Regions from separate parts of the Homo sapiens genome. Here region 1 is linked to region 2. Evidence: chromatin loops called from intact Hi-C (ENCODE). Cell type or tissue: GM12878. All regions are shown on one strand. Each heading gives the region's core, and the rest is flanking DNA. Links, peaks and the distances in the headings are about the cores only.

Region 1 (5,388 bases), core at 285-5,284, 310 kb before region 2:
TAGGAACACTTATACACTGTTGGTTGGGCTGTAAACTAATTCAACCCTTGTGGATGTCAGTGTGGCGATTCCTCAGGGATCTAGAACTAGAAATACCATTTGACCCAGCCATCCCATTACTTGGTATGTACCCAAAGGACTATAAATCATGCTGCTATAAAGACACATGCACACATATGTTTATTGAGGCACTATTCACAATAGCAAAGACTTGGAACCAACCCAAATGTCCAACAAGGATAGACTGGATTAAGAAAATGTGGCACATATACACCATGGAATACTATGCAGCCATAAAAAAGGATGAGTTCATGTCCTTTGTAGGGACATGGATGAAATTGGAAATCATCATTCTCAGTAAACTATCGCAAGAACAAAAAACCAAACACCGCATATTCTCACTCATAGGTGGGAATTGAACAATGAGAACACATGGATACAGGAAGGGGAACATCACACTCTGGGGACTGTTGTGGGGTGGGGGGAGGGGGGAGGTATATTAGGAGATATACCTAATGCTAAATGACGAGTTAATGGGTGCAGCACACCAACATGGCACATGTATACATATGTAACTAACCTGCACATTGTGCACATGTACCCTAAAACTTAAAGTATAATAATAATAATAAAATAAAATAAAAATAAATAAATAAAAATAAAATGACCATACTGCCCAAAGCAATTTACAGATTCCATGCTATTCCTATCAAGCTACCAACGTAATTTAACACAGACCTCAAAAAGATTCTAATGTTTATATAGAACCAAAACAAAGCAGAATAGCTGAAGCAATTGTAGGCCAAAAGAATAAAGCTACATATTACCCATTCTCAAACTATACTGTAAGACAACAGTAACCAAAACAGCATGGTACTAGTACAAAAACAGACTCATAACCCAATGGGACAGAATATAAACCCAGAAATAGAGCTCCACACCTACAGCCATCTTATCTTTGACAAAGCTAACAAAAATAAACAATGGGGAAAGGATTTTGTGTTCAATAAACAGTACTGGGATAGCTAGCCATATGAAGAAGAATGCAGCTGGACTCCTACCTTTCACCATATACAAAAATTAACTCAAAATGAATTAAAGACGTAAATGTAAGACTTCAAACTCTAAGAATCCTAGAAGAAAATCTAGGAGACATCATTTTGGACATTGGTCTTGGTAAAGAATTTATGACTTAGTTCTCAAAAGCAATTTTCAACAAAAACAAAAACAGAAAAGTGAGACCTAAGTAAACTAAAGTACTTCTGCACAGCAAAAGAAACTATCAACAGAATAAATAGCCTAAAAAATGGGAGAAAATATTCACAAATTATGCATCTGACAAAAGTCTAATATCCAGAATCTATACTAAAAGAATTCAACAAGCAAAAATAAATAACTCCATTAAAAATAGGCAAGACATGAACAGACACTTCTCAATAGGAGATATACAAGTGGCCAAAAAACATATGAAAAAAATGCTCCACCTCACTAATCATCAGAGTAATAAATCAAAACCACAATGAGAAATCATTCTAACAACCAGTCAGAATGGCTGTTATTAAAAATCAAAAAACAATAGACATGGATAAAAGGAAACACTTATCCACTGTTGGTGGGAATTTAAATTAGTTCAGCCACTGTGGAAAGCAATTTGGCGATTTCTCAAGGGACTTAAGACAGAACTACCATTCAACCTAGAAATCCCGTTACTGTGTATCCATCCAAAAGAACACTCATATGTTCATCGCAACACTATTCACAATAGCAAAAACATGGAATTAACCTAGGTACCCATCAAAGGAGAATTGGATAAGGCTCTTCCTTTATAGACGCTTTATTTTAAGGGGATGAATAATACTTTGTTGAGTGAATATTTCTTAGTTTACTTAGGCAGTCCTCTAATAACCACTGAAGTTGTTTCAAAGGTTTAAGTATTATCACATAGCAAACATCTTTATATCCAGTAATCTCTGAAAAAAAATCTCTGATTTTAATTTTAGATGAATACCTAGAAGTAGAATTCTTTGTTTTCTTTTGTAAAAAGCTATAAATTCTTTGAGCCTCTTTGTGTATAGTCCCAAATTAGTTTCCAGAAAAGTTGTACCAAAATAGTCTTACACCAGTGTTAGAGAAGAGTAACTCTCTCAACATACTGTCACCAGCATTAAATATTAATTTTCAATCAATTTTGTTATTTAATGTAAAGAACATATAATCTTTTTGACTTATCAAAAGGAAAATTACTTTCTGTTCATATGAATAGCAGCCTGCTGGTCAGCAAGTTTTGTGAGCCCCTGCAGAGACAGCCTAGAAGTCAATTATCAATATTCACCATTGGAAATCTTGCCTTCGATCAATATATTTGGAAGAAATGTGCTATCACGCATGTTATGTGATACAGACTTTATTAAACTTGTTCTCATTTTTTAAAAAGCTTTATTCTGAACTGAAGGATAATAATGAGCATTGACTTTAGACGTGGTCTTTTATTTTAGATGTAGCTGTGCATTTTATGACTGTCTTAAATTCACTCAATGCTTCTTTCTTGAGAGCATTCATTCGATATTTAAGAAACATTTACTGCGTGTATACAGTGTTTTGGTATGTATTATTTAACATACATTTATTAAGTATCTATAGTATTCTATGATAAACTAAGTGTTGAGGCACAGTGGGAAAGAAAACAGTTCTTGTCCTAAAAGCTTAATCCTTGTACGTGATTTACAATAGCAAATTCAAATAGTCCAGATAATCTCAGCAATTGGAGAAAATTTCTGAAAATATATCTGCACATTATGAGAAATAGAAGTGAAAAATTCAACTTTCTGACTGCCAGCCAAGAGCTCAATCTACTTAAAAATAATTGTACATCAGGATATTTCAACTAATAATGTTTGTGTATCATACAATTACAATTAAATATATAGTATGTACATGTGACTTAGAAACCAACTAGTCTCTATTCTCTGTATAAAAATGGACAGAGAAAAGACTTTTCTTCATATGAAATATGTAGAATATTCATAAACTCTGTTTTATCTTTATACATTCTATAACTTAGTTTTTTTTTCAGAAGAGAGATTAGATTCTAGTTCAGAAAACACGACTCAGTGCTATCTGATGTTCATTTCTGTCTTTGAACTGCACTGTCAATGACACTTCAAAAGAAAACTGGACACAGGACTTGGCACATACTTTAAATGTCAACATTGAATCTCCCTGACAAGAAGGAAAACCCTCAGAATTTTCGACCAACAGACATAGACCATCCTGTTGCTGTACTTCTCAGTCTTGGTGACAGTTCTCCTATTTGTCTAGAGCTTTTTCTGTGTCAAGAACATGTCTTTCTTTATTAGGCATATCTGGATTTATAATTCTCTTCATGAAAACACTGCTTAGAAGCTATCTCCTGGCCACAAGATGTGCAGATAATATCACTTTCATTTTCTGCTCTCCCCTCACAGTGCTCTAAGAAGTTAGTTTCTCTTTTGAAAGATGGCTTACTGATTAGAATGGAGTCAGGACATGATTATAGAAAGACAGTCTAGTATATAGTTAGGCCATGTCAGGACAGTGACTGGATAGTGTTACAAACGTGAGGGAGCTTTATAGCTCTCCAGTCACCATGCTAGTGAGGAGCAAGTTAAGGAACCATTATCTGAATGTCTGAAATATCAAGGGCATGTTTCTCAACATGCTTCAGTAAAACAGCCAATAAATACATCCTTCTGTTTTTCTTAGCACTTTCCTGTTCTTAGAGGAGTAGGAGTACTTTTTGTGGAATATTGAAGAAAGAATAGTTTTATATGTCAGACAGACTTGGGTATCAGTCTTGATGCTACTAAGTAAGTATGCTGTCTTGGGCTTAAGCTCCCTAAACTTCCAATTCCTCACCTATAAAATTGGGGAAATACTTTTAAAGAAGTGAAGCATAACTCCTCACTTCTGAAGTGTGAATTGTGCATAGTGACTTCCTTCCAAAGAGTATAGTATAGAAAGAAGGAAAAACAAGTAACTACAGTGGAGAAAACTGACAAGCCTGACCCCAAGTTTAAGATTAACAATGATGCTCATGTTAATAGCATATATTCTTGATATCATGTGATGAGAATGGCATTTTTCTCCCTTCTCCCCAAAAAACCCCATAATCCCAGTCTTATGAGAAAAGTATCAGAAGAAAACAAACTGAAGGACATTCTGCAAAACACTCTAACCAATACTCCTAAGCATGGGAAAATCATAGCCATCTTTACTTGATGTGAAGATTAAAACATATGTTTTAATTATTACATTATTATTGGATAATTACATATCATTCAAAATATACATTCCCACCCCATTAACATCAGGTTTGGCCATGTGACTTGCTTTGACAAATAAAATGTGAGCAGAAATGAAGCGTGTCCCTTCTGAGCTTCTATCTTGTGGCTTTCATGCTCTATTTTTCCTCTAAAACCTCATTAAGAACTCTCAGACAGTCAACCCAGATCCTAGAATGTAGACAATTAACTGCTGAGTGGCAGTTGACCTGGAGTATATATGTAGCATGAAAGAGAAATCAATGTTTTTGTAAGCTACTGAGATGTTGAGGTCATCCTTTGATAGCGTAACTGAGCTTAAGCTGAGGACCTAGTTCTAATCAGGTAATGGAGTCCATACATTTTTACCTTCTGTTTCCCTCCGCTTCTTGCTCTTCCCCCATGTCCCCTCCACTTTCTTCTCTTTCCCCTTCCATCAACTTTTCCTTCTCAGATTATCTTATAATTTATAAGTATCTCCTTCCCACTAACTGCCTTTAGACTTTAGCATTCTAGCTCTTCTTACATTTGCTCTTAGTTGTTTACATCACTTAGATTTTTCTGGTGTTTTCAGCTAGAAGCATCCATGAGTGATTGAGGTTGAGATAACCTCCTTCTGCTATTCATCTGCCTTTCTTTTTACTCTTTCTACATTGGTTTCCTGATGAAATTGAATTAAAATTAAGATCCAGAACCCTTTGAATGGAAAAAGAAACCACTACAAGGGAAATTAAGGGTGTTTTTAAAGAGGTTAGGAGCTGATTATAAGCATGTAAGCCTCATACTTTCATTTTTTCTTTTAGCATCAGCCATCTCCTGAATCACTGCCCAGTTGCCAGATGCAAGTTTCTTTCTCCAAAGTAAGCCTGGCCAATTCAGCAATTCTTGTTGACTCATCCAGCCTTCTTGTTCACCCAGGACTTACTTAGGCATCCAAAATGAAATTAAATTTAGATTCCTTAATCCTGAGATATCTGTACCTGATAAATGATGCATAGGACATACAGACAGAAAGGATTCCTCTTAATTATGTTCAATTTTAATTTCACATGGATGCAATTTATATGGGAAAATATGATTAGGTTGACCC
Region 2 (5,388 bases), core at 97-5,096:
TTCATTTTCTTTATTATGAAATAACTTCAGGAGGAAGATAGAATGCTGCTTTTGAAAAAAATACATTATTTCCCATCTCAAAAAAAAGAAAAAATACATTATTTTGATGGAAATGATTTAATCTATTTTACTTATTTTACACAAACTTATTTACAGCCTAATTTTTTGGTAGGTGTTTGCTAGGTGCTGGAACACAGAGATAACATAACCATAGTCACGGCCTTTAAGAAGCCGGTATGGTTGGACTTACAGTCAACAGACAGTTACAGTGCCCGTGCTGCAGTAGTTGGAACCAAGGGCTCCCAGGAGCATTTGGGAGCCTCAGAACTCTAAGAACTAAGATGTGCGTTATTTCCTCCTTCCCTAATCATAGTCCAGAAAAAGTTACAAGGTTTTCCAGTGCTCCACGTGTTCCCAGGAGGAGACGTGGGCTTTGGGAACAATTACCAAAGATGTTTTTTAGAACCTGTCTACTCAAAGAGTGGTTGGTTCATGGACCACAGCATCAGCATCACCTGGCGCTTGCTAGAAATTTATACTCTGAGCTTCAGACTCTGGAGGTGGGGCCCAGGAATCTGGTTTTTTTTATTTTTTTTTTTTCGGTTTTGTTTTTGTTTGTTTTGTTTTGTTTTTTGAGATGGAGTCTCGCTCTGTCGTCCAGGCTGGAATGCAGCAGCGCGATCTCGGCTCACTGTAAGCTCCGCCTCTAGGGTTCACGCCATTCTCCTGCCTCAGCCTCAGGAATCTGTTTTAACAAGCCCTGCAGAAGAATCCTGTACACACTGTGGCTCCTAGGAAGCATTGGTTTATGTTATTCCAATTTTTGGTGTCAGGAAAGGATCATTTATACTTTGATAAAGACATTAATTTTTTATTTTGATTTTCTAGGCCTACAAAAAAGAATAAAGACAAGTTAAGTATCTTAAATCCTTTATCTGAATGTCCCTAACCTTGCAAATATTCCTTTCCTGCCTCGTCATTAAAGCGAACCTACTCAGTAATCAGTCCTGTAAAACAAATTGTAACAAAAAGAAAGCATAAATGAGGGAGACCAAGAGGTGAAACTTGTTAACCCGATATTTGTCTTAAGCTCTTCTGGTCTTACACCACGTTTATTAAAAGACTAATGATAACAAGACACACTTACACAGCATTTAGTATGTGCTACACTCTGTTCCAAAGACTTTTTGTATATTACTCATTTAATCCTCCCAACAACTTCACCATGTAGGTTACTATCATACCCATTTTACAATACACAATGGGGCAAAGGGAATTTTACACAGGGCTGCTGTGTTGCACAACCCCAGAAGGCTATGCTCTCTACACAGCCTGTGCGGCAGTACATGGCAGTGCTGGGTCAAGTGAGTTCACGTTTAAAAACTTCCTTTCATCATACCTCCCTCACTTATTAAGGAAATTTCTTGCAATTTTGACTGTTAGGAAATAACATAAGATGGTAAAATCTGAAAAAGCCTTCCTATTTTTAAAGGAAAGATATGCCATATATGATAAAGAAGAGCATAAATACATTAAGATGGGGAAACTGGAAAATATATTTTTTCCTTCCCAAAAAAAAGTATTCTTGAGAGTGTGTATGTATATATGTGTGCATGTGTGTGTGTATGTGTGTGAGAGGGAGAGAGAGAAGAAATAGAGAAAAGGAGAATGTGTGGCTACATAGCCATAAACATGCATAATCAAAAGCAAAGCTGCAAAAAAGAGCAGATGCCTAATCCTTAAATACGTGCCCATTCTGAGGCCACTGGGGCAGTACACAATACTGAATGGCCAGGACCAGGTGACCAGATGGCCCTGTAATATAACCAATAACAACCATGTATTGCATTGAGGTTGCTACATATGTTTCAAGTGCTTGTGTCTGAGGTGCTACGTATGATAAATTAAATCCTTACTTTGCATTAGAATTACCTCTGTACCCACCACATTTGAAAAATTCTACACCTGGCACAAAACCAGAAAGCCTGTCACTTCAGTATTTGTTGAGCAGCTTTCTGTTATGGGAGTATATTTCTGTGCTCTGAAAATGTCACTCCACCAGCTGCCCTACAGGAGCTGACCTTTCTTCTCAGGCTGAAGTTCCTGCTGATCTGTTTAGTAGAGCTAGTTTATCCCAAGTTGTTGGCACATGTCCAGTGTCACTGCATGCCCATCTACAGAAGTGGTCTGAGAGCTGATATTTAGCCACCCCTTTAGACTTTCACCTGACATGACTCTGCCCCTCCCAGCTCCTTGTGATTCCTTCTGTGATCCTCCCAAAAGCAGCGCCCCAGCCTTCCTCCCTGAGCCTTACCTGTTAATGCTAGACTACTGGCAATCACCCTTGGGGCCCTTCTCCCCAGCTACATTATGCTTATGATGTATATATGAAACCTTTCTCCAGAAATTTTGGACAAGAGAGAAAGTATCACCCATGGTCCTGAGAACTCTTCATTTTGCATACTCTCACTTTTGCATAATTGCAAGATAATTTTAATTTTTTTATAGTCGCAGTCGGTGTGCATTCAATTTTGTACCTGCTTCTTTATGTAACATTATGTTACGCTCATTTTTCCACATTGCTACATAGTTTTATAAATGTCATTTTAGTGGTTTCCTTATATTGAATCAAGGTGATCCTTAGGCAATTTTTTTCCAGGATTTTCACTGGCTCATGCAGTGACCATTCAAACCTTACTCATCTTTTAAGATGCAAGTTATCAAATTAAAGAGGAAAAGAAGGGATTGCAAAAAAAAATCATGTACATTACTATGATTAGACATATACGTACTGACTTACCGTGAATTCTGCATGATGTTTGTGGGAATTTGCAGTGTCATCTTTTCATATCCCGGATGCACCGTTAAGCATCACTGGAGATGGCACCGTGCATGTTGCGTCGCTCCGTAAAACCTCAGGTTTAAACTATATTCTATGTGGCAGTTATACAGCATTTCTGTTTCCTGAGGCTGACCACAGCCAAACCACAAACACGGATTTGCATAAATTCAGTTTGCATGAATTTTTAAGTTAGCTGAGAAAAGAAACTAACTAAATATTTTTACAGCCACATGAAACTTAGGAGATAATTTACTTTGGTACCTCATTCATTGAGGACACAGATATATATATCCACTAGGGTATTCTTATGCCCAAAAAATACACTCTAGAAACCCATATTGAAGTCTAAGCAACTTGTATGAAGTGGTTACCACTAAAGGGGATATAGAATTCAGACCTAAGACTGCTTCATATTGAAAGGCAGTGATGAAAAGAAATAATCGTGAATTCGTTTTAGAATGTATTATTTTATAAGCATTCTAGATTTTACCATTTTTCCTAGGGCTCCAAAATGCAAAACTCTTAAACTGATAAAGAACCAAAGGTACAGAAAGTTATTAAGATCTATAAGGCAGAGCTGAAATACAAGTGAGGGTGCTAAAATTCAAGTTCCTGACACTGCCAATGACTTTCTATTTGACCTTGAACACATCTCTAAGCCTTGACTTCCCTATCAGCAAAATGATAATAGTTTCCCTACTTCTATCTCCCAAGAATTCTGGGAGAATTTCTTAAGGAAAACTATAAAAATAATCATTTGAGCCACTCGAGAGGATTACTTCCTGTGAATAAATCCAAGATGGTATCGTCTGTAAGGAAGCCACTAATGCCCTAGGGTTATGAATCACTTTCTTGTGTTTAAGAGCAATTTAAAAATTAAATCCCCTGTAGAAAAATGAACACATCCATAATGATTACTTTTACATCGGTAGTACTTTGGGAGGGGGTAAAGTATGGCATGATTTTATGAATTTATAACTCATCAAATTAATTACATTGGGTTTTTTGAGTGATTATTTAGATAACTTTCTAATCGTAATAAGAAAAAAGTGAATACTCATATTTATGTTTTTCAACTGCCCCAAAAGATTATATTATAATACGTAGTTCTAAAGAAATAATGGTACTTTAATCACTATAGATTCTATTTTTCTGAAATGAACACAATATTTTTCCTAGAACAGCAAAAATCATGCTGAGGCTCCCAGACTTTATTTAGCAGTCAAGAAATTACATAGCCCACATGAAAACATATTTGTCCCCGAAGACTAGAAAAACACTTCCCAGATGAATTTCGTTAACACCTGTGCCTTCTTTTTGAAAAAAAAAAAAAAAAAAAAGAGCATAGCAGAACTCATAGTGAGTCTTCAGCAAAAAAAAAAAAGTCACATAACATCGCTCAAAACACAAAGAAACCCAATTAGCTTCAGCAAGGTGCCAAAGAAAACGAGAACTTTCTCTCACGAAGTAAGTTGACATTTAGAACCACCCTGTATAGTTTTGAAGGGAATTAGGCCCTCTATCAACAAACTGTCTTTGGAACAATTATTTCAGGCTGTACTTGTACCAAAGGTTAGTAACCACAAATTAGTTCTTATTATTCTTCCTTATTTAGAAACATGCTTCTGTGACATGAGGAAGGCCTGCCTCTAGCTTCCTCAGAACTTCCAGCCTATCAGGAAGAAGAAATTATCTAAAAAAAATAAAATAAATATATGTGTCAGATTTAAAGTTCTTGGGGAAGCCACATTATAGGACAGGAGTTAGGGAAAGGGGGAGTGAAGAGAAATTTTGGTGAATCAGCTTGTGCAGAGGTCATTTAAAACACAAATATAGACACTGTAGATGAGACTGAAGAGTTGAATGGGTCATACTTTATGCCCTAACTGTCCAATTTAGTCACTTTGTAAGTGGGGTAAGGGGGAGGGAAGAACAAAGGGAATTCACGTTGTTGAGCACCTACTATGTGCCAGACAGCATCCTGAGAGGTATAATTATGACAGTTTTTCAGAATGATGAAAATAAAAAAAAAATAAAACAAAGCTTAGAAGGGCTGAGAAACCCGAAAAGAGTCACATAGCTAGTCAAGCAGCAAACATAGAATTGAAATCAGGTCTGTCTGCCTCCAAAGCCCGCGCTCCACCTCTGTCAATCACCTTCCCACCAGCCATCAAGAAAACGAAACTGCATTGCATTTTCTTGAATTTACAGATACAATCAGTAGTTACTGCACAATGCCTAGTACCCACTAGGAGTTTAAATAAAAGGGACTTCTTTACATTAACAAACAAACAAAAAAAAGGTCCCAGAAATCCCCTGCCGGTCACCTGCTGCCACTTGCCAGTTCTTCTGTGGTGATTCTTTGGAAGAAGCCCAGTACTGAATCACGGAATAGGGCAAGCAGAGGGTTCTCTTGGAACATAAGAACACATGAAAATAAAGACTGTTTTGTTCTGTTTCCTAGTTTGCACACAAATATGTCTGTATTTTACTCATAATTGGCCTGAAGATACATTGTACTAGAAAAATCAAATGGCTTATTTCAC

The links. Hi-C counts contacts between places; a loop is a spot of excess contacts. Peaks named below come from ENCODE experiments on the same cell type or tissue, not always from the same donor. Only the 100,000 strongest peaks of a DNase experiment are listed, where the experiment ranks them.
Region 1: it touches region 2 in a loop (2.0-fold over the local background); 1 of 110 quality-filtered maps calls a loop at or near these places.

Annotation. Positions count from the first base shown.
Region 1 is chr3:180,265,474-180,270,861 of GRCh38, reverse strand. No RefSeq gene overlaps it. Among named protein-coding and RNA genes, the nearest start is that of LINC02053, 150 kb to the left of the region's middle. In GM12878, for the core only: no CTCF peak of the experiment used is centred there; a DNase peak (open chromatin) is centred at 3,391; H3K4me3 peaks cover 736 bases; H3K27ac peaks cover 1,289 bases.
Region 2 is chr3:179,954,273-179,959,660 of GRCh38, reverse strand. The region is part of intron 2 of PEX5L (peroxisomal biogenesis factor 5 like); the gene reads left to right. LOC124909463 (a long non-coding RNA gene) reads right to left here and starts at 2,923. Exons shown (of 2, transcript XR_007096182.1): 1 at 2,801-2,923. In GM12878, for the core only: no CTCF peak of the experiment used is centred there; DNase peaks (open chromatin) are centred at 2,131 and 2,970; H3K4me3 peaks cover 819 bases; H3K27ac peaks cover 1,943 bases.